Regions from separate parts of the Homo sapiens genome. Here all the other regions are linked to region 3. A link is a loop called in an ENCODE intact Hi-C map of the cell type or tissue named here. Cell type or tissue: heart left ventricle. All regions are shown on one strand.

Evidence for each region. Hi-C counts contacts between places; a loop is a spot of excess contacts. Peaks named below come from ENCODE experiments on the same cell type or tissue, not always from the same donor. Only the 100,000 strongest peaks of a DNase experiment are listed, where the experiment ranks them.
Region 1: it touches region 3 in a loop (4-fold over the local background); 25 of 110 quality-filtered maps call a loop at or near these places.
Region 2: a loop joins it to region 3, with 2.8 times the contacts of the local background. A loop is called at or near these places in 71 of 110 quality-filtered maps.

What each region holds. Positions count from the first base shown.
Region 1 is chr10:93,371,710-93,379,709 of GRCh38, reverse strand. It overlaps MYOF (myoferlin), which reads left to right. Exons shown (of 54, transcript NM_013451.4): 22 at 2,281-2,387; 23 at 4,755-4,947; 24 at 6,625-6,780. Among named protein-coding and RNA genes, the nearest start is that of MYOF, 110 kb to the left of the region's middle. In heart left ventricle, a CTCF peak has its summit at 3,146 (motif pointing left); no DNase peak of the experiment used is centred here; H3K4me3 peaks cover 485 bases; H3K27ac peaks cover 1,034 bases.
Region 2 is chr10:93,551,819-93,559,818 of GRCh38, reverse strand. LOC105378436 (a long non-coding RNA gene) reads right to left here and starts at 3,340. Exons shown (of 3, transcript XR_946212.2): 1 at 2,691-3,340; 2 at 1-74. RefSeq lists an enhancer at 3,108-3,608. In heart left ventricle, a CTCF peak has its summit at 4,855 (motif pointing left); a DNase peak (open chromatin) is centred at 4,838.
Region 3 is chr10:93,676,831-93,684,830 of GRCh38, reverse strand. FRA10AC1 (FRA10A associated CGG repeat 1) reads left to right here. Exons shown (of 14, transcript NM_145246.5): 10 at 733-775; 11 at 3,233-3,351. Among named protein-coding and RNA genes, the nearest start is that of FRA10AC1, 22 kb to the left of the region's middle. In heart left ventricle, a CTCF peak has its summit at 4,213 (motif pointing right); no DNase peak of the experiment used is centred here.

The DNA.
Region 1 (8,000 bases), 310 kb after region 3:
TAAGTTAGTATGGAGGTTCAGTGGTATTGGAGACCCAGGCTCTTACCCCCGGTTGCTCTGCCATCACTCAGGAGTTATCATTGTCTGCATGGTAGAGGCAGCTCACTACTACATCTGCCCTCCAGCCTGAGGGGAGGGCTGGTAAACAGTGGGGAGAAGATGACATAGGCCTTTCTCTTGAAGGGAAGGATGCAGAAGTCATACTCTTAATTTCTACTCACTTTCCACTGGCCAGAATCCAGTCATACAGCCACATGTGACTCCAACGAAGGTGGAAAATGTTAGTCTTATGCCTGGGCAGGCATATGCCCAGATAAAAATTTTCTTACTTTGGAAGAGGGGAGGATTAAAAAGGTAGGAGTGGGGTGGAACAGGAACTCATAGTTTCTGCCGTAATTTTTGTGTAGAGAGAATGGTTCATTCCAATAGCAATATGAAACTCTGAGAACTTTGCAGTGGAAATCTCCACTGCAGGAAGAGGTAGCTTTGAGGAACCAGTGTCTGACACATTCCACTCTTGCTGCAGACTAGAGGAACTTCTTTTGTTTGGAGGTTGGGGATTTCCTTGGGTGAAAACTGCATACATATGATATCTGTGATTATCTGTCTAGTTGACATTGGTCAACTAGATTGGTGAGGAGAAGGGGGATATGTCTGTGATATTTCTAATTAAGCAAAAATACTAAGTTACTTGGGCCAGGTGCAGTGGCTCACGCCAGTAATCCCAGCACTTTGGGATACCAAGGTGGGCAGATCATTTGAGATCAGGAGTTAGAGACCAGCCTGGCCAGCATGGTGAAACCCTGTCTCTACTAAAAATACAAAAGAAATTACCTGGGCATGGTGATGTGAGCCTATAATCCCAGCTACTAGGGTGGCTGAGACAGGAGAATCACTTGAACCCGGGAGACGGAGGTTGCAGTGAGCCAAGATGGCGCCATTGCACTCCAGCCTGGACAAATTGAGACTCTGTCTAAAAAGATAAATATATACATATATATATATATATATATATACACACACACACATACACACACACATATACACATATACTAAGTTACTCCTATCAGGTAGTGCTAAAATCCATCTGGCATTGGTGTTTTGATTTCAACATTATGTTAATATTAATTTTTTAAAGATCTAATCTCTACCAGGGCTGGACCAAAACATATGGGGTTTCAGGAGTATACTTGATCTAAAACTCGACGGCAAAATCTGAAATATCATTTTATGTTATAAAGGCAATCTGGGAGGATAACTATAGGTTTAAATTGACTTAATCATAACTGTCCTGAAAATAAAGTTGCAATTGATAGGCAATGTACATCTCAAAGGCATTTGTGGAGAATTAGTTGCACCTGTGTTCTAATTGTGTTTGAGATGCTCTTCAGCAATTTTCATCCTGGTTCTTCTTATCAGCTCTCTCCACTGACCAGGCTGCCTAATCTGGACAGGATGGTGGCTTTCCCTTTTCCCTGATTAGGACTTTTGACAGTCATGGTAGGCTCTTCCTCAACTTCTCTGTTGGCAGGTGCTCAATGGAATAGAACCATATGTTTTGAGCTTATCTTGTACTTTCTCTGCCCCAGTCCGTAAATCGCTATTTCTCCAAGCAGCTTTTTCCTTTGAGTGGGGAATAGCATTTTAGAAACAAAATCTGGGTATACAGTGCTCACTACTACTGAAATATCATTGCTTCTAGGCCTTCTCAGCAAACGAATTTGCACAGACACATGTATGTCTATTTATTTCTATATCTATCAATATATTAAAAGCTATGACTTCATAAAGATACTTCCAATTCCAGTCCAATACCACAAGGTTTATCCTAGTCCTCTGTATTTCTATGTCTCTAACTTTCTTCTCCAACAGTGAGAAATCTGGCCTTTGTTATCCTCAATATATTTACTCCTTGGTTCAATCCTAAAATCTGTAGATAAACCACTGTGAAAAATAAGCCTACTAATTAGAGTTCAATATGTTTATGGGTTTTTTTTTTCTGCCTTTTAACAAAGTGTACATAGTCAAAATACTGTGTTCCAAAAGTTACTTGGGTTAGTTTAGTGTAATTATGTTATTCATCTGAAATGTAATTAGATCTGTTTTATTTCTGGTTATATTCCACTTTAGGGTTCCCTCTCCTATCTTTGCTGGTTTCATTTTATTTGTTTTTTGAATATACAAAAATATTTACATGATTTCACAGGTTAAACTATATGAAAAGGTATAATGGCATAATGAACAATTATCAATTATTTCCTCTCTTTTCAAATTCTTCAGCAAACAAATATAGAAGCTCTAAAATCAGGGATACAAGGTAAAATTCCTGCAAACCAGCTGGCTGAATTGTGGCTGAAGCTGATAGATGAAGTTATAGAAGACACGAGGTACAGTGATCTTACGCCTATCTCAGAATTTTCATCCAGGCGCTCCTCCCTGAAATTCTAAGACTGTAAATCCTGTGGAATTGTTTCTAGTGTTTGTCTAAGAAGTGATTTTGAATTATTCAAACTTCGTAAAAAGTCCTCACTGGGAGGAGTGCCTGAATCACCACCAGGAAAAGCTCCACTTTCTGATTTGGTGCCAGTTCTCAAGTAGCCTAGGGAGGCTGAGGCCCCACTCCCAGAAGCACGTCCCAGGCAGCCTCAGGCAAGGGATGGGGAGCGGAGAAAGAAGCAAGCCTGAGCCTCTGCTTCTCATCAACCCAAGAATGACCCCCACCCTGGAGAAGGGTGACTTCTGGCTCCTACGGAGAATGGGATCTGGGAGTGGAGCATTGATTTTACCATTCAGAACAATATCTCTAATTCATAAACATATTTTTAGAAACAGCCCTTTTACTTGCTCTTTTACTGAATGCCTGATGAACACTGTGGCCAAGCCTCTGTTAGGCAAAACCAGTAGATTTGACTTGAACCAGCGGACCTTTCATAACTGATTCGGGGAAACAGCTCAGATCTTTTAGCATATGGAAATCAAAGGGGGAAGTGATTCGTTCCAAACTCATTTTAAATATTGGTTAATAAAGCAGTGGACAGGGAAGTTCCGAAAGAAAAGCATATTGAATGCTTTCCACAAGCAAAAAGGCCTTTATTCCCCACACTGGGCTAACACCCTAAGTCACCCTGTCTTCTTGTGCCTCCTAGTGGTAAAGCCAGGTAATTGAAACGCAACCAAAATCAAAGTACTGCTGGGGTGCTTGTTTAAGTTCTGAATGTTAGAGCTGGGTCCTAAGGGATCATGTCCTTCAGTCTCCTTATCTTGTAAATGAGAAAACAGAGGCCCAAAGAGGAGAAATGACATATCTGATGCCCAGAGCTGGGTTTGCCAACTCAGCCCCTCTTCCTGCCATGTATTTCACAGTAGACATCTATTTGTTCAAGGCCCCAAGTGTGACTTTTGAACTAACAGCTTCCAGATATCTTTTTGCCTCAAAGTCTCACTCTGGGGAATTAACCCTTCAAATACAATGCCGTAGTTATTTATGAAACCAAACAGAAACATTTGGTAATAACTTTCATGGAGAAATTGTCTGTGAATTTTAAGATTTGCAGAGCAAACCACAGTCATCTATTTATACTTCTGATATGAGCTGTTTTTGAGGAATCAAATTGGAATCTTTCTAAACTTTATGTAACAGGAAATTCAGTGTCTAAGGGAAGTTGTGCTAGGATTTTCTTCATTGAAGAAGCTAGGTGAAATTCAAGTGAGTGGAAATTCTAGGTAAGGACACTGTGAATCAGAGCTTCGTGAACCTGGTGGAAATCCTCACCCTGTGTCCCACCAGATGCCATGGTGGGAGGCAAGGCCTGGCAGCAGAAGGCTAATTCTGGCTCTAGCTCAGCCATTCTCAGGAACCCTTGGGGGTCTCATCACAACACATCCAAGTTCTCATATTGAATGGAGATTTGGCCTACATGGTTGGTTCATAAATCTTTCTGGAGTTCATGGGCCCCTTTGAGAATCTGATGAGATGATGGTGATAATAAAGATGACAACGAGATGATGATGAGGATGGCAACATTGTTTAGACGTTGCTATGCAACTATTCTAAATCCTTTCCATACAGCAACTCATTTCCTTCTCACAACAGCCCTAAAAAGCATGTCCCACATTTGAAAATAGGAGGACAAGGAAGTAAGTGACTGGTCAAGACAATAGAACTAGTAAAGAATGGAGCCACGATTAGTACCCAGGTTGTTGGCTCCAAAGCCTATGTTCATCATTACATCACACTACGTGTTGACACAGATAGACACAGTTTTCTTTATAAGTTCCAGAGTTTCACAGACCTTCGAGACCCACCCATAGATTGCTTAAAGGCCCAGGATTCCCTAAGTTAAGTATGCTTCAGCTAAATGGTCTCTAGCCTCCCTTCTTCTTCCATCATTTTGTGGTTCTGTAAAATGATTCTAGGAAGCAAAAGAAGGGAAAGCCAGTTTCTCTCAGCTGCCACTGTTTCCATCTTCTTTCCAGTGACTCCTTGGGCCGTAGGTTAAACCCTAAGGCCTAAAATGGCTTTGGGATTTTAATCTCCCTGTATTCCTTATGAACATCAAGAGACCGGCAGGTCTGCTCTGGCAATGCCAGATACACTCTACTCCAGCGTAAACCAGGCAGTGCTTGTAGATTCAGTTAGGAGGTTGATGTGGTTTGCAAGATGGAAATCCAACATAAATGTATTTGACAGTTCTGAAGCCTAAAATTAGGTTATTCTTCAAATCCTCTGTTTCTTTTTTTCTTCATTTTTCTAGATACACGTTGCCTCTCACAGAAGGAAAAGCCAACGTCACAGTTCTCGATACTCAGATCCGAAAGCTGCGGTCCAGGTCTCTCTCCCAAATACATGAGGCGGCTGTGAGGATGAGGTCGGAAGCCACAGATGTGAAGTCCACACTGGCAGAAATTGAGGACTGGCTTGATAAATTAATGCAGCTGACTGAAGAGGTAGGACTTTTAAACTACACAAACGTCACCTGATATGGAAGAAGGGCTCTGCGAAATGGCACCAAGAATAGGATGGTGGAAAGAGAATCTACTACATTATCTTGGATATTGAGCAGCTCTGACAGATTGTAAAAATCAGGGAGTAACTGGGCTGAGGATGCTAATGATGAATGTGATTGAAATCAGAGCAGGGGAAGAATTTTGAGTTGGTGATCTTGGAAATGTCTTCAAAAGTGGACAAATCATTATCATTTTCATGGTACTGTCGGAGAATATTTTGAATGGTCTTTGCAGTTCACAGGATTAAAATGTCAGCTTTGGCTGGGGTTGGGAAGACCTGAATTTGAACCTTGGTTCTACCATGTATAACATTGGGCAAGTTATTCAACCTCTCTGAGCCTCAGTTTCCCCATCTGTAAAATGGAGATAAACATAGCACTTACTAGTTAGCTTTGTTGTGTGAAGATTTTAAAAAGATGGTGGGTGTACAAATGTCCATGAATGATAGACTGGATTAAGAAAATGTGGCACATATACACCATGGACTACTATGCAGCCATAAAAAAGGATGAGTACATGTCCTTTGCAGGGACATGGATGAAGGTGGAAACCATCATTCTCAGCAAACTATCACAAGGACAGAAAACCAAACACCGCATGTTCTCACTCATAGGTGGGAACTGAACAATGAGAACATTTGGACACAGGGTGGGGAACATCACACACCGGGGCCTGTCAGCGGGATAGGGGGCTGGGGGAGGGATAGCATTAAGAGAAATACCTAACGTAAATGATGAGTTGATGGGTGCAGCAAACCAACATGGCACATGTATACCTATGTAACAAACCTGCACATTGTGCACATGTACCCTAGAACTTAAAGTATAAAAAAAAATGGTAGGTGTAAAGGGCTTAGCACAGTTGAGGGCATACAGTAAGTGCTGGATAAATGCTGGCCTCCACTAACTTCGGTGGACTAGAAGAATGAGGAAGTAAGGAGACGACTCCTCCTGTCTCTCAGAAATCAGAGGGTTGGGTAGGTAGTCATATATTTGTGGGTAGAAATACGCTTGAAAAAGCACACAGGATTATAGGTAATTTCATTTTCTACTTTGTATGCTTTGGTACTTTCACAGTGTTCTATAGTGGACTTAGGCAGTTTTTTTATACCACTGTGTGCCAATAGGGACATTTGCATATCCAGCTCTGGAAGCTGGATTATCTTCTTTATAATAAAAAAAGAGGTTTTTGAAAACAAAATTAATATTTCAGATTTGACAAATATTGGATGGTGAGCCAGAGACTCTTTATCCTGTAAAATATATGCAATCTGTAACCTTTTGACTGCTGCTGGTGGCTTTCTTCAAATGATGCTTGAGATAAGATGGAATATTTTCTAAGATACCTCCCAGAGAAGAGTAGGAGGGACTTTTGCTAGGTGAAGCTGCGCCTCTGCTTCTCGCCCTTCCCTTTGGCCAGCCACAGTCTGCCTCCCAGCCCTGCAAACTCACAGTGCGGTCCTAGAAGATGGGAGCTCAGGAATTTGAGACAGAGCCCTAACCACAGCGTTTCTTTGCTAAATGAATCCCTGAGGGTCCAGCCTGCAGGGTCTTCGGTCCCTCTCCATTTAGACTAACCATGGCTGTGCTTCCTCTTCCATCCAATCCTCATGACCAGCCACAGAACAGCATGCCTGACATCATCATCTGGATGATCCGGGGAGAGAAGAGACTGGCCTATGCACGAATTCCCGCACATCAGGTCTTGTACTCCACCAGTGGTGAGAATGCATCTGGAAAATACTGTGGGAAAACCCAAACCATCTTTCTGAAGGTACATATCTTCACTGTGTCATGTGAAACACACTAAATGCAAAAGCTGTATTCCTGAGAAGGGTCTGCTTTATATCATTTGCAAATCATTGAATGGTAAGGGTGATTGGGATCAATTCTAGCCCATCCTGGTCCCTCTCTCTGGGGCAATAATTCTGAGAGAGAGTGATCTGAGGTTGGCCAGCTTTCAATCAAGGACACCTCCTTAGATGTCTTTGTGACATTAATATAAACATGGCATTGTGAATGCTTTGCTTTCTGGCATGAATATTTCACTTCTAATATTTCACACAAGGCAATGCCTTTCTTCCTTTCATTCTAGTGAATGTTGGGGAAAGAAAGAGAAAGCAGTAGGGATGGTTCATGGAATCTGTTGCTCTAACCTAATGAGCAATAGATTGAATCAATTTCAATTTGATGAACCAATCAAATTGAACATTTTTGACAATCGTAACTTTAGGGAAGAGATTCTGAATACTTTTAGAGTCATAGACTCTCTTAAGTGCCTGACGAGAGCCACAGGCCTTCTCCTCCAGGGAAATGCACACTGCATGTTCAGCTAATATTTTGCATAGAATTTAGGAGCTTCATACAACCCATAAGCCTGTTCCAGGGCCCCGTATTAAGAACTCTGTGTGTGTATATGGGGAATCAAAGGTGAGCCTAGGGCCGAAACAAAGAAATCAGAATAGTTCCCATCTATATGTTTTGACGTCATCTCTCTGGCCAACCCCAACTGGAGTTCTTTGCATTTGGGACAGAGAAATAACAATTAAGAAGAGAAAAAGCAGAGTTGGAGAGAGTGTTCTCTTCAAACAAGGAGATTCTGCTAACTTTTAATAAATTTACTCATTGCTCTTTAATCAGGAGGGTGTAAATAGAATCAGAGTGATTATCTTCTTTCAAGTGTCTCTTGGTAGAATAAATTTTACTTAAGATAGAACCACAATTATAATTGACCTCAGCAGTGGGTGGAAGCAAACTGATTAATAAATAAAGCTTCACAGGGGGTGGGAGAGGAGACAAAGGCACCTTCTCTGTGTTAGGTTTTAGAAGTTAGTGGATAAACAGCAAAATGCTTTTAAGAGAATGTTTTGTATATTTATTGATTTTGTTAATACTCATTACACAGTTTAGGGAGCTGTTTAACTCATGAGTTTTTTTGGTCTTGAGATCCCTTTATACTTTAAAAAAAAAGGTTGAAGGCCCCAGAGAGCTTTG
Region 2 (8,000 bases), 130 kb after region 3:
CCATCTGTGAGTTCCACTGAGCCGACTTTGTCTGCCTGGGAGTTTCCTCAAGCTCATTTCTGCGACAATCTTGCCTGAGGAGATGAAGAAAGGAGAGCAAGGGCCAGCCTTTTAGCAACTGTGAGGGCGGGGATGTCCGCACACTGGACGGCCAGGCCTGACCACTGTCGCTGGAGTCCTGGGGTGACTAAACTCTGTTCCTCCCAGACAGACAGAAGAGGTGAAGCCATGCCTCAAGAAGCCCCAGTGCCTTGAGGAGGCCTTAGGAGTCAATAGACCAGAAAAGATCAGCCCCCCACTGCTGAGGTAACTGGGGAAGGAGGAACACTGAGGAGTAGGGGGACTGGCAAGGGGGGGTAGAAAGAACAATAACAATAATAATAGGAGTGGCTGGGAGCGGTGGCTCACACCTGTAATCCTGGCACTTTGGGAGGCTGAGGTGGGCAGATCACGAAGTCAGGAGTTCGAGACCAGCCTGGCCAACATAGTGAAACCCCATCTCTACTAAAAGTATAAAAATTACCTGGGTGTGGTGGCACAAGCCTGTAGTCCCAGCTACTTGGGACACTAAGGCAGGAGAATCGCTTGAACCTGGGAGGCAGAGGTTGCAGTGAGCTGAGATCGCGCCACTGCACTCCAGCCTGGGTAACAGAGCAAGACTCCATCTCAAAAAAAAAAAAAAAAAAAAAAAAAAATTAGTAGTAGTGGCCAGGCACTGTGGCTCACGCCTGTAATCCCAGCACTTTGGGAGGCCAAGGTAGGTGGATCACGAGGCCAAGAGATCAAGACCATCCTAGCCAACATGATGAAACCCCATCTCTACTTAAAATATAAAAATTAGCTGGGCATGGTGGCGCACGCCTGTAGTCCCAGCTACTGGGGAGGCTGAGGCAGGAGAATCACTTGAATCCAGGAGGCAGAGGTTGCAGTGAGCCAAGATCGTGCCACTGCACTCCAGCCCGGGCGACAGAGCAAGACTTTGTTGCAAATAAATAAATAAATAAATATTAGTAAGACAAGTGAGTTCTGTTTGGGGGCTAAAGCTCAGGGGCTCGAGCAGTGGTCCCTGCAACTCAGCGCTCTCAGCCCTGCCTGTTTTATCACCTGGGCTCTGCAGCCTTCCTGTCCACAGTGGTAGCTACCAGGATCTTTCCCAGTGCATTTCTTTCCAGCTTAAATTGGCCAGAATTTATTAACTCCTGTTGCTTGCCACCAAGGAGTCTAATCAATAGAAGATCCAACATCTGACGCCTCCCCTCCCCCCCATGTTTTAAAGACAGTCTTTATTTTAATGAGGCCAGATTGCCCAATACGGGAGCTCAAACTGGATAAGTGGGATCTTGGTAATCACCTTTTTCCCATTCTTCCAAGGAAAGATGTAATTAAAGCCCCTAAATACAAAATGTTCAACTCAGAGAGAAGAGCAATTTTGATATGGTCCATTTCTACTTAAGCGGTAGTGTTTCTCTGTGGCCCTCTCTCGGCCAGGAGCCACAGTGGCCAGCCGAGGATGGCAGGCAGTCCATTGAGCACACACTGATGGAGCACGTACTGCATGGCCAGCACCATGCCCAGTCCTAGAAATGGCCAGACAGCAGGTAAGGATGTGAGCACAAGCCCAGAAGAGCTTTCTACAGTACAAGATGTAGCTTTACTGAAATTCCGCACATCCCAAGGAGACCATTGGCCAAGATATTGCAGTGTTGCGCGATTCCTCTTGCATCACTTTCTTTTTTTCTTTTCTCTTTTTTTTCTTTTTTTTTGGCTTCTTTATTAGTTCTATGTTTCTATTATGAAATGCAAGAAAAATATAAATTTGTCCTTCATTCTTCTACACAGCGATAATCCTGTGAGATTGTGCTGTGTAACTTTCCAGTGTGTTTTCTGTACATCCGGGGCTGTCTGTATGCCTACAGGTATTTTATAAAATGGGAATTGTGTTGCACACACTATTTTGTAATATGCATTTAAAAATTGTTTTCAGGACCTGGCGCAGTGGCTCACACCTGTAATCCCAGCACTTTGGGAGACTGAGGCGGGTGGATCACCTGAGGTCAGGAATTCAAGAACAGTGTGACCACCATGGCGAAACCCCGTCTCTACTATAAATACAAAAATTAGCTGGGCATAGTGGCGCGTGCCTTTAGTCCCAGCTACTCAGGAGACTGAGGCAGGAGAATCGCTTGAACCCGGGAGGTGAAGGTTGCAGTGAGCTGAGATCACACCACTGCACTCCAGCCTGGGTGACAGAGTGAGACTCTGTCTCAAAGAAAAAAAAATTTTTGTTCAGTCACATTATTCTTCTATTCTATCCCTCAGTTTCCTCAATGCACACAACTGTCCCGTGCCATATTTAGCCCCCAGCTTGGCTGCAAGGTGAAAGGACAGAGCTATGCACCACACCCACCCTCCAGCAATGGCTCTCAGAGGCCAGCCTCTGCTTTAGTCTCCGCTGGTTTAAAGTGAAATGGGAAAAGTGTCAACTGTGTAGTTTTCCCCAAGGCTAACCACATCCATTTTTACTTGCAAGATTATGTCCTGCTTATTTTGCTGTTGTTAAACTTCTCTTTCTTTTAGGACAGAGTATGTGTGGCAGTCATTAAAAACAAACAAACAAAACAAAACAAAAAATCCTATGTTAAAAACTTGACTACTGCTTCAATCTCCAGAGAAACTCAGTCAAGACTCACCAGCCCGTCACATGGCGATAATAAGGACACATATTCATACAAGCAAAGACCTCCAAATTTCCAGACCCTTTTATATCCATGCTTTTATCTCATCTCGAGGACAGCTCTCCAGGGCAGGTGGTATGCTCTCCCGTTTCACAGAGGAGGCAGCAGGTGGCCCCCGTGCAGCAAAGGGAGATGGTCCCGCTTACATGGCTCGTTAGCCCCAGTGGAGCAGACTCAGGTTCTCGATTCTCAACTCAGTGACCTTGGAGGGGCTCTTCCCTGAGCTGCAGCTTTGCAACCATGCATCACTGAAGAATGGAACCTGATGGAACATTCTGGAATTCCACTCCGAAAGTCCCAAAGCTACAACACACTTCAGTGGCCAGAACCTGGCCTCTGCCACTCCTGCTCACCCATTGGCCCTTGCTTGGGGCTGCATGCTTCAGCACTCTGGCGCTGCCTGTGGGGTGCAGCTGAAGGGGAAGAGCAAGCCTCACAATTGAACACTTGCAGGAAATGTCTGATACTTGGGTGTGGCCTCCTGGGTTTGATTCCTGTCCTGTAGCTCACTGGCTGTGCACTCTTGGGCAAGTGACATCACTTCTCTAGATCTCTGTTTCTTCATTTGTAAAACGAAAATAACAATGCATCCTTCAAGGCTGGGCACGGTGGCTCACGCCTGTAATCCCAGCACTTTGGGAGGCTGAGGCAGGTGGATCACTCAAGGTCAGGAGTTCGAGACCAGCCTGGTCACCATGGCAAAAATTAGCTGGGCGTGGTGGTGGGCACCTGTAATCCCAGCTACTCGGGAGTATGAGGCAGGGAGAATAGCTTGAACCCAGGAGGCGGAGGTTGCAGTGAGCCGAGATGACACCACTGCACTCCAGCCTGGGCGACAGAGCGAGACTCTGTCTCAAAAAAAAAAAAAAGAAACAAAGAAAGAAAGAAAATATTAAACACTGAAACACTAAACCACTTCTACAATAGATATAAGGTCAACAGTAAGGGGGAGGTAAATCAGTTATATGTCTTCAGTAGAATACTACACAGTCATTAAAATGCTTGTGAATTGAATGATATGGGTGGCAGGTACCTGTAATCCCAGCTACTCAGGAGGCTGAGGCAGGAGAATCGCTTGAACCCAGGAGGTGGAGGTTGCAGTGAGCTGAGATTGTGCTACTGCACTTCAGCCTGGGTGACAGAGCAAGACTCCGTCTCAAAAAAATAAAAATAAATAAATAAATAAAATACTTCCTTCATTGGCTTGTGTAAGATAATATACTAAATGTCACACCTTTAGTGTAGTAAGGGCTTAAGAAGTGTAAGTTTGTGACTTTTTTTAGCATCTGACACATAGGAGGGGCTTAAAATATTTTCAATAGTTGAATAATTAAATAGATGAATGAACGAAAATGGAAATTTGAGGTTTAGTGAGCCTCTTGATGTCTCTGCTATCTAAGTCGTGGTCCTCAGGAGCCTGCTGTAAAGATGGATAAGGATAGGGGTGGGGGTGGGAGGGGCCATCACCACCCTGGTACTCCCCCACTCCACCCCCACTGCCCCCAAAGAAACAGGCAGTGGAAATTAAAAAGCAGGGCTAAAGGGGATGTAACACAGACGTAAATTTTGAGAAGAGAGGGATCATTTATTGTAAGATGTGTTCTCAGCGTGGGGTCCTTCCTTTCCTGGGAAATATGACCTCCAGGTGATCTGGATTCCAAAAGGAGAGAAAAGACATGGCTAGGGAAGGGGTGTCCAGTGAGGGCCCTAACATGCAGCCCTTCGGAGGGGCGAAGACAATGACTCAGCCTGGCCAACGCCCTGAACTCTGACTGTCTGTTTCCTCTATGCTGATTGAGTTCAGCAGCCGGCAACCGATGAGACTCCTAGGAAGGGCTCCAGAATCACTGATAGCTGACGGAGGCTTGGCAGCGTGGGGGCCCTCCGAGCCTGGGAAGGTGGGCTTATGTAAATACTGTAATGCAGAGGGTGCTGGAGCCGCATCAAGAGCCAGCTCAGCTGCTGTGCGCTACTGACACAGCCATTCCTGTCTTGGGCCTCAACAACTTCCTCACAAATGAAAATGTTGAACAAAATGAGCTCTCCAAGCCCTGCCAGCCAGGTCTGATGGAAGAGTGTAGGGAGTTAGGCCTTGAAAAGCTGCTCCGCACTGCCCCCTGGTGTCATTGGCTACAGTGACCATTGTCCTCAAACCTCTGGTGTCCATCCACCCACCCCCTCATCCACCTATACGCCCATCCATCCGTCCATCCATCCATGAGCCTGGTACATCTCTGAAGAGTGTGTCAGCTTTTCATTTCGGGGGTAAGGGGAGAAAGGGACCTGGGCCCACATATGGGGGCAATGCTGACCTGAACAAGCAGAGCCACAAGGAGAAGGGGTGACCAGACGGTACCTGGAGCTTGGAACAGTTGTCTGGACTCAGAGGTATTGAGTGACACCCAAATGAGGGAACTGGGCTCCCTGCTCCTGGTGGCAGCTTGAATGATGGTTCTTTGGATTTTTAAGGATGAAACCATCCTGGAAAGTGGACCTTGAGATATAGATCATTTGTCTATTTCATACATACACACACACACACACACCCAATATAGCAATGCTATTGTGGGGATATATATCAGACTTGATGGTTGTCCTTTTGAACTCTATCAGGTGACTTGCAAATTTCCCACAGTATGAGTCCTGCCTCCCCAAGGGAAAGGTCAACACTGGCTTTCCCATCTCCCTTGCACCAAGGCATGTACCCTAAGCTTAGACCACCAGACATACCGTGAGAGACTTGCCTTTGCAGGAGAGGACAAGCTAGGGTTTCACAGAATCCATTTATGGGCAAGAGTTTAGGGCACAATCAAGAGGCTTCTAGGATCTCACATCCAGAACCAGTGGTGCAAGCCAGGCATGGTGTCTGTGCTGTAGTGTGGTGACACTGAGTGTTCCACTGGAGCAGCCTTCATCATGTGACATCGTTCCAGGCTGGGAAGTCTTCACGGTCAATTCTCTGGCCCTCCCATCGGAGAGCCTGTGAATTACATTATACCTTTTTCTGTTTAATCCAGCCAGAATGGGTGTGTGTGTGTGTGTGTGTGTGTGTGTGTGTGTAACTGTTGCTCCTCCTGTGCTAATGTTTTGTTCAGCCTTAGAGGCCTCTGGCCTGGCTTCATTAGACTCCTGACTCCCCAGACAAATAACCAGACTTAGCTGAGCAGCTTCCGAATGGCAAGCCCCATGTCCTCTCTTTCTACAACCCATGCAGGAAGGACGCTCTAAGGCCTGGATAACTTTCTCCCAGTTTACTTTTCCTCTCCCCAAACTGCATTGCAAAACCAGCCATTTCTGTCCAGCCAACCACTTCATCTCCCCTTTCTCCTCCTCTCTCGCAATTCCTGTGAAACACACACATACACACACACACACACACACACACACAAGCAAGAGAGTGAGAGAAAGAGAGAAAGACAGAGGCGTGAGGTGAGGTCAGTGACTCCTAGGCCATAAATTCTGGAATAATGACTCCCTGGTGAACTGACTGACACAGTGCTTTCTCTTTTCTCATAATTTGCATTATAGGAATCTATTCCTCATATTTTGATGCATGGAGAAATCTCTTTCTTTTTTGCGGGGGAGGGGAAATAAAACTTTCTTTTTTCTTTTTTTCTTTTTCTTTTTTTTTTTTTGAGACAGTCTCGCTCTGTGGCCCAGGCTGGAATGCAATGGTGCAATCTTGGCTCACTTCAACCTCCGCCTCTCAGGTTCAAGTGATTCTCCTGCCTCAGCCTCCTGAGTAGCTGGGATTATAGGCGCGTGCCACCATGCCTGGCTAATTTTTTGTATTTTTAGTAGAGACGGGGTTTCACCACGTTGACCAGGCTGGTCTTGAACTCCTGACCTCAGATGATCCACCTGCCTCAGCCTCCCAAATTGCTGAGATTACAGGTGTGAGCCACCGCCCCCAGCAGGGAGATAAAATTCTCTGAATTCAGCTTTTTCCAACTCCTTAATAGGTAACATTTACTGACCTCTCACTATGTAACAAGCACCTTACTTGTGGTGACTCAGCTAAGTCTCACAACAATCCTGTGCAGAAGAAGAACATTGTTATTATTATCATCCCCATTTTACAGGTGAGAAGACTGAGGCAGAAGAATATAATGATCGGGAGACGTTGGGTTACAACTAACAGGAATCCAACTCAAATAAAACAAACAGAAATGGAGGAGAAGAAAGGAGAGAAGGAGGATAAAAGGGAGGAGGAGGAAAAGAAAAAGAAAGAAAAAAAGAAATGCACTGGCCTGGATAAGCAAAAAATCCAGGCAGTGACTTTAGCTTTAGGCACATCTGGATCCAGGGATGCAAACAACAACAACTTATTTGGGCACCTGTCCTCACCTCTGACTCTTTTCTCTGAATTGGGTTTGTTTCAGGAAGCCCATCCATCCCCTAGTGGAGGCAAAGAGGCCATAGCAGCTCTTGCCCACTTCCTACCAGCTCAGCAGACTCTTCCAGCACTATCCTCACACTTCCCAAGGGTGGCTCTTGTAGGCAGGGTGGGGTCTCATGCCCATCAGGAATCTGGACCGACAGAGGAAGGGCAGGTTCATAAGAAAAGTCAGGGTGCTGAGACCAAAAGATGGGACAAGGGATTCTGGGTGGGCTAAAACAGGGGGTCCCCAACAGATTAAGTTGCATAGAAAGTAAGCTGTCCAAATTCAAAGCCAGGTGTGATTTCATCTGAGGTCCATGAATGGCCCAGGAGATCTGGATCTCGTCCTGGTTTTGTCACTAATTGGCTGGTTAGAGGCTCACTTGTCCCATTTGCAAAATAGAAATAATAATACCTGTCCAGTCTCCGTCACTGAGTTATTACAGAAATCAAATTAGACCTTGAATTCGAAAGCACTTTGAAAAGTCAGATACACAGTACTATATTATTCATTTGTATATTTTCCATTGGTTGGTTGAAATCAGCTTAAAATTCTCTATATTTTCCCATAGAAAATATAATTCCCATTCTTATTTTCTTTTTCAAAAACTCATTATGAAAGCAACACATCCTATAAGCAATTTGAAAATATAGAGAAGAAAAAGAAAGAAAAGTGAAATAAAAGAAAAAGAAAAGGCTGGGCGCAGTGGCTCACGCCTGCAATCCCAGCACTTTGGGAGGCTGAGGTGGGTGGATCATGAGGTCAGGAGTTCGAGACCAGCCTGGCCAACACAGTGAAACCTCGTCTCTACTAAAAATACAAAAAATTAGCCAGGCATGGTGGCGGGCGCCTGTAATCCCAGCTTCTTGGGAGGCTGAGGCAG
Region 3 (8,000 bases):
GGCATAATTGTTCTTGACCTCAGTCTTAAAACCATAGGGAATAAATACTCCAGAATACAGCAGTTTCCCTTAGGATGCATGTTTTAGAGTCTGTCATTCTTTTATTTATTTTTTAAGTTAGTCTTCATGTGTCAGCTGTTCCTCTAGCCTTCTCTGGGTCCTAAGTAAATGTGCCTTCAGAGTTTTCTGCTCATACCTAATAAAAGTCAAGAATGTCCCCACATGCTACGTATGCATGTCAATACAGACTGATTTCTGAGTTCCTTCTGGAAGTGCTCAAGAGGAAAAGTCAGCCAGTGTGAACTGAGATTAAGGCAAAAAAAAAAAAAAAAAGAGACCACAATTATGGAACTATTTGAAAAGCTCCTTTGCATTTGAAAGTTCTTAGAGCACTTCAGAGGAAATGACTATACTCACATTATTATTAGATATCTTTGATGTGAGACACATGTTAATGTGCCTGTGGAACACAGTTTGTTTTTGGAACAAATTGACAACACATTTTTCTAAAATAGTGTTATTTTCAATTCCTCAAGCTAATATTTTTATTATATGTATGTGTGTATATATTTGCATTTTTGAGGTGATGAAGGTCAGATTGTTTTCTTTGGATTGTTTGTTTACCCTCTTATAGTAATGGAATATAAAGAAAGTGCGAATTTATGATATTAAAAGTAGATTAGCAGTGTGGTTATTCAAAATCAGCCATTCAGTGGTGTCTTTTCTTTTTAGGGTTATGCCAAGAATGTTCCATTAAATTAAATTTCCATCACAGGTAATGTCTTTTAAAATGCCATTCTTAATGTTTAGTAATCCAGGATATAGTCATTTACCTGCACTAAGTATCTAAATGTAGACTTAGGTGGTTGATGGTTGAATTGGTTGATCATGTAGAAAATGTGGCATTGTCGTATGGCTACATAAACGAGGGGTTTAGAAGTCCGCTATGCCCTATTCTTGCCAAGCAGTTTTAAATGTAAAGGCCTATGTGAGGTGGTAGATGGATGTTAGAATTTTTAGTTTGGAGCCAATGTTCTGACACTTTAATATTAGAAATTATGTTGTAAAGCAGACTTCATAAAGCAGTTCTTGTGTCTCATTTAGACAGTGTTTTAGCTGGAGTTTGCCATTCTTACAAAGGATTAGACACCTCTATACTCATTTTAAATGTTAAAATCAAGAACAGGCGCGGTGGCTCATGCCTGTAATCCTAGCACTTGGGGAGGCCAGTTTGGGTGGATCACTTGAGGTCAGAAGTTCGAGACCAGCCTGGCCAACATGGTAAAACCCTGTCTCTACTGAAAATACAGAAATTAACTGGGCGTGGTGGCAGGTGCCTGTAATCCCAGCTACTGGGGAGGCTGAGGCAGGAGAATTGCTTGAACCTGGGAGGCAGAGGTTGCAGTGAGCCAAGATTGAGCCACTGCATTCCAGCCTAGCAACAGAGCAAAACTCTGTCTCAAAAAAAAAAAAAGTTAAAATCAGGCTTTTATTGAATGAGCTTTAATGTATCTGCCACATTGAATGTGTGGGAATACCAGTGTCCTGCAGTTATGGGGTTTGAAATCAGACCTCAGTTTTTAATCTCAGCTTCTCCGCTTACTAGGCTTCTTCTTGGGCAAACTGCTTAACCTCTGTAAGGCTTAATTTTATCACCTGTAAAAATGAGGCTACTCAGGCTATTGTGGGGAATAAATGAAAGTGCATGTAAAGTGCTTGCCACAGTACCTGGCATTAAAGATGTTCACACTGATTCTTCGCAACTTGCCTTTGTGATGGTCAGGTTTTATGCGCTGGATAACAGTTAAAAGTTCAGCTTTTGCAACTTTATAAAATGTATACATAAGCATATTAATTTTAAAATAGCTTTCTTTTTTTTAATCACATGGGTTGTCAAAAAATAACAGCTTTGTTATAAATGTGCCTATATAGTATTTTAGCTGTTAAAAATAAATGTTAAATAATATTTTTAATTCTTAAAATTAGCAGGATTATTTTTATTATTTTCATTATTCTTTATTTTTTTGAGACAAGGTCTCACTCTGTTGCCTAGGCTGAAGCACAGTGGTGTGATCATGGCTCATTGCAGCCTCAGCCTCCTGGGCTCAAGTGATCCTCACACCTCAGCCTCCAGAATAGCTGAGACTACAGGAGTACATCACCAAACCTGGATAATTTTTTTTTAAAGTTTTTGTAGAGATGGTGTTTCCCTATGTTGCCCAGGCTGGTCTCAAACTCCTGGACTCAAGCAGTCCTCCTGCCTCAGCCGCCCAAGGTGCTGGGATGATAGGCATAAGCCTCCACACTTGGCCAGAACTTTTTTGGATTACTGGAATAGCCTAAACCTTTATTTCCCCTTCCCATCAGTGATACTGAAAGAAAGCAGGGATTTGTTTTGACCTTGACTTTTGAGCTTCATTTCAAAATGGAAATGATTCTTACAAAATATGCAAAAGTGGTTAATGCATTAAATACTATTATAGCATTTAGTAGATGTACTTTAACTTGGAAAATCTACTGAACAAGTTTTTTGAAAGTAATCTTTTCCTTTGTCTCTATTCTCCTTGCCAGTCCCAATTTCAGCATTATCACTTTTTCCCATTTAGTATTTCTTTTCTTAACCTATTAAAATTAATTAATTGTTTGCCAACCTTGTAAACCTGCTCTAGAAGAGATAAAGCTGCAACAATAAGAGTATAAATTATAAGTGGCCTGATGTTGATATATGAATTAACAATAAGCCCTTTCCATTTTCATTCCATTATGCTTCTACTATATTCCTTTATTCTTAAGAGTAGAAATTTCTATTTACTGGTGGCTTAGAGCTGTTCAGCAGTTTCTTCTTCTTTGTGTTTTTTTAACATGTAGGTGGATATGGATTATGTGAAGGGAAATGAGGCTTTTTTTTGTAATTTAGTTTTAAATGGCTAAGTGATAGAATATAGAAAGAAAGAAACAAATACAATTATAATTTGTATTTACTATGGTCGTATACAGAACTTATAGAAAGTAATTATTTGTGTCAGTGTTAAGACTTCATTATCTTATAGAATGATTTTAATTAATATACAAGCATAAAATATTTACAGTCTCACTTAACGTTCCTTATTATATAAATCACATTTAAAAAATAAGTATTTTAACTGATTTTGGTTTTTTGTTCATATGATGGTTATTTTTGAAAAGGTCAGTTGGAAAAGTTAACTTTAATTTTATATTGTTTAACACAAAGGAGAAAAGAAATCAAGTCAAAAAAAAGAAAAGATAAAACCAAAAAAGACTGTGAAGAGTCATCACATAAAAAATCCAGATTATCTTCTGCAGAAGAGGCCTCCAAGAAAAAAGATAAAGGTAAAAGGAAATTAAGATAAGGCATCTACTCACATTTGTGAGCATGAAATATAATCTGCCATATTTCATTCATCTAATTGGTGAATGCATTGAGAATTTCATTTTATGGTAGTTGAGAGGAAACTGGCTGAGAATTTAGATATGAACTTAAAGTGACTTACAGGAGTTTTAAGAACTCCTCTAAATTAATTAAGGGTTAATTTTAGTTCATTTTTGGCAGATAGTATAATATTGCCAACAGTTTTCTAATTCCTGGCTTTGTCACCTACAGACTTGTTACTTTGCATCAGTCACTGAACTGCTTTATTTTTCTTATGTGTATAGGGGTGAGGTGCATACCTGGCCTTCATACTGGTCAAGCTTATTGTGGAAACTCAAATAAGAATGTGAAAGGGACTTTGATCAGTGCCTTTAAACAGTCTATAATCTATAAATCAATATAAAATTGTAACACTGATTTTATTTATAATGGCCTGTGTGACTTTTTTTACTAGTTTATGAGTTTCTAGAAATGAGAAAGATTGTCATATATCTGTGTTCTCAGAGCCTAGCATGGTGCTGTGCACCTATACTTAGAACTGCCTGCTTTTTCTTTAGCAGTCCTTAAGCTCGCTAAGACTCAATTTCTTCATGTGTAAAATGGTCTTGATTCCTTTTAGAATTGTTCAGAAGTTGAAACGAGATAATTCATTAAGCAGTTTGCATAGTACTTGGCACATATTAGCTATTATGAAGGTTACTTCTAGTTGCTTTTTTTAGCCCATAATAAAGTAGAGTCAATCGGCTGTAATTTATAGTGAATCAGACTAATCTAGATAGGTAATTGAATTAGATTCAAGCCAATGTTAATATAATATTTGGACAGGAGAGGGCTCTCTTGCTCCAGCTATGAAGATCATTAGCTATGTTGCATGCTTAGAAGCATTTACTTCTTCTTGCACATGGTAATATATTCATTATGTAGCAGAGTTTAAATCTGTGTGCCCTTGTGATACTGTCTACTCCCATAGCTTCAAGTATATGGTGTCACCAACCTTTAGACTTCGTAAAATTGATAGATGGTGAGAGGAAGATATTGTTATTTTATTGCTTATTGAGAGATGGCATTTGTAGCAGAATGCCTTTTTTGTCTCTATCTTAATTATTTTCCACTCTAAGGTAAATTTTAACCAATAAATGTTAAAAATATGTTTTGAGTTTTAAAAACTTATTTATCCTTATATGCTAGTAAAACATTTAATATGTCACTTAAGAAATTTGTTGCCCTCATTGTATTATATGTTCATTCTTATCACAACTGTGATACCATGTTAATCACTGCGTATTCCAAATGAAAGAACTAGTCTCTACTTTATAAAATGTTACTCAGTACAATCAAAGTAGATCAGGTAGATGAATGCTCAGGTTCAGGGCTAAGGTTGGACCCTTCGTATTATGCGTACATATGCACATGATCTTCCTTATAGACATTTTTCCCTTAGTGTTCTGTCAGTAGATGACACCTATGTTGACCTAAAAACTAATATCAGAAATCTGGGGATTATCCTTGATACTTTCTTTCCCCTTATTATTTATGTTTAATTTGTCACCAAGTCCTGTGAATTTTACCCCCAGAGTATATATTTCTCAAGTTCTCTCCACCCTACTACAAACCACTATATTTTCTCTTATAGGCTACTGTTATATTCTCCTTACGGGTTCCGCCTCTGTCTTGCCATCCCACCTTCCCTCCTCTTAATCCATTCTCCATAAATCAGTGATTTCCTGTTGTTTTTAGGCTGATAAGCAAAATCCTGGACAAAGCTAAAAGGTTCTCTGTGATCCAGAACTTGTGTACTATACAAGGCTTGTTTCTTACCACTCTGTACCTCACGTTCACACTCCCCCCATGTAGCCTTTCAGTTTCTGGAAAATGTCAAGCCTCTTTCAATTTTAGGGGTTACATGGATGCTGTGTCTTCTCTTCCTAAAACTCTCAGTTCTATCCCAGCTCATCCTTCAGGTCTAAGCTCTTAAATGTCATTTCCAAGGATCCTTTCCTGATTTCATCCCCCACCTTGAATCTAAATTAGGACTCTCATTTGTAATGCTGTCATGGCTCCTGACACTTTCCATTATTACACATATGACGATGTAAAAGCCAAAGAGGCAGAGATTCTGCCTGCTTTGTTCATTGCTATATCCCCAGCACCCCACTAGCTCATGTTCAGCATAAATAATAATCAGTAAAGGACTTTGAAGATTCTTCAGGGATAGAAGACCAAAGCAAGGTGGAATTGAGACATCTCTTTCTTATGTATTCTCTATTTAGAATGCCTTTGAAAGCAAAGTCTCTAGAAATATAGCTTTTTTACCCCCAACTTCTATGGTATATAACAGAAAATAACAAAATTTTAGCAAACTTTTAGGAAAACCATGTGGAACTCTTTAATATCTTATCTGGGATCATCTAGAATTAGCTTTATCATTGATTTGATTCTTTCTTGCCAGACCACCTTAATTTGGACCAGACTTGAAGAGTAATTAATAAACGCTTAACATCTCAGCTGCGTTTGGACTGTTGACAACTTCCTTTAATTTTATTTCTATCTTTCTGGCCTCTCTTTAGCTAATGCTTTTTTTTTTTTGTAAGACAGGGTCTTGTTCTGTCACCCAGGCCCCAGGCTGGAGTGCTGGAATACAGTGGCATGATCTTGGCTCACTGCAGCAGGCTTAACCTCGGAGGCCCATGTGATCCTCCTTTCTCAGCCTCCCAGGTAACTGGGACTACAGGCCTGCACTACCATACTCAGCTAATTTTGTTGTTGTTGTTGTTGCAGAGACAGGGTCTTGCTGTTTCCCAGACTGGTCTCAAACTCCTGGCCTCAAGCAATTCTCTCACCTTGGCCCCCCAAAGTGCTGGGATTACCAGCATGAGTCATCACACCCGACCTCCTTAGCTGCTTTTAACTGAAGTTCCTTCTCAGTCTTACATTTAGCTGTTAGAGTTCCTCGGGGCTCTTACCTAGATTTCTCTAGTTTCTCTCTGTACTCCCAGTGTAATCCCATCAACTCTCATAGCTTTAGGTTACCGTCTTAGAAAATGTTAAATAAGTAATAGATGGATGAACTAGATAGCTGAATGAATGGATAGAGAGAAAAAATAAGAAAGATCAGTAGCTGACTTTAAGGACCAGTCTGCTTTGGCAGGTATGAGGAGAACAAGATATTTAGGTAGACTGTCTTGGCAAAATGTTCAGAATCTTATCTGTCTCACCATCACCCCTTTCCCAAAAGCTACGTCATCCTTCAGGTTTCTGCTTAGCTCAATTCCTTGGAAAGGCCCTTCCTGACACCCTTCTCCTCACTTCTCCAAATAAGATTATGTTCCTCTTACATATTCCAATAATACCTGTCACTTCTCCTTTAGAAATACATAGTATCCTTGGAATAAATTGTTTATTTTCTGTAAGGGAAGGGACTGTGTGACATGTTTACTTCGTTATCTCTAATTCCTAATAGTGCTTGCTCCCATAGGAGGCATTCAATAAGTGTAGGTGAGTGAATCAGTGAATTCAACCACATTTTCTGAAAGTTGAAAGGAACTTCAGAGATCAGTCCTGGAATCATGACTGAAAGGATATTCTTTAATTTTGCTTTTCAAAGTAAAGTCCTCTGGGCAGCATTTAGGAACTTGTTAGCAACTCACAATCTCAGACCCTTCCAGATCTACTAACAAGTTCCCAGGGCGAATCATATGCACTAAAGTTTGAGAGAGGCACTGTTGTATATTATGTGATTGTTCTGCATTGGTTCAACATTTCCAGGGAAAAGGAACCCACTACTATCAAAAATAAAGCTTTACATTTTCAGGTAGTTGTATTTGCTAGCACGTTTCTCTTAACATTCAGCCAAAATCTACAGCTTCCTCCCTTTGGTTCTAATTATGTTCTTGGGCCTCCAAATTAAGCCTAACGTCTTTTTTACCTATGGACCTTTGGATATTGGGAAGCAGGTATCATGTTCCTCATTAGAGGATGACAGGAAAGAATACATTTCCTGTTTCCTTACCCTGTAGTTCTTATACTCTTCATCTGGTCTAAAGGGGCCAAAAACTTTGGGTTACGAGGCCTCCTATCCAGGAACATTGGAGGAATTGTTACTGTCCATCTGTCACCTGCCCTTTTTTACTTTATCATCCTTCAGAAATATTTTCCCTGAGGTCTTATTGCAGGAAGCTCTGTATCGTGGTGATTTTTTTTTTAAATTACACTGACCGATCTTCAGTGCCTTTCTCTCTCTCTTTCTCTCACTGGATGACCATTGTAGAGCTGAGAATTTTTGTTTTATGACATAATTGTGTTGTGTTCTTATCAGTTTCTGAGAACTAATACTTACCTGCATATATGACTTTAGAAAAGATACTGTAAAAAGCAAGTATTTATTTGTAAACTGCTTTCAAATGTTGAACATCTCTATAGATAATAAATTATTGCTTATATTGCAGCTAATTATCTGTGAGGTTTTCTTTTTAGCAATATGAGATTTTTTTTGCAGGTATTCATTATTTTTTGTTTTGTGCTGGCTATTACAGACCATATGAGCACATAAGATATGATCTCTGCCTAAAAGAACGTAACATTTTAATGAGGGAGATAAGACTAAGGAACA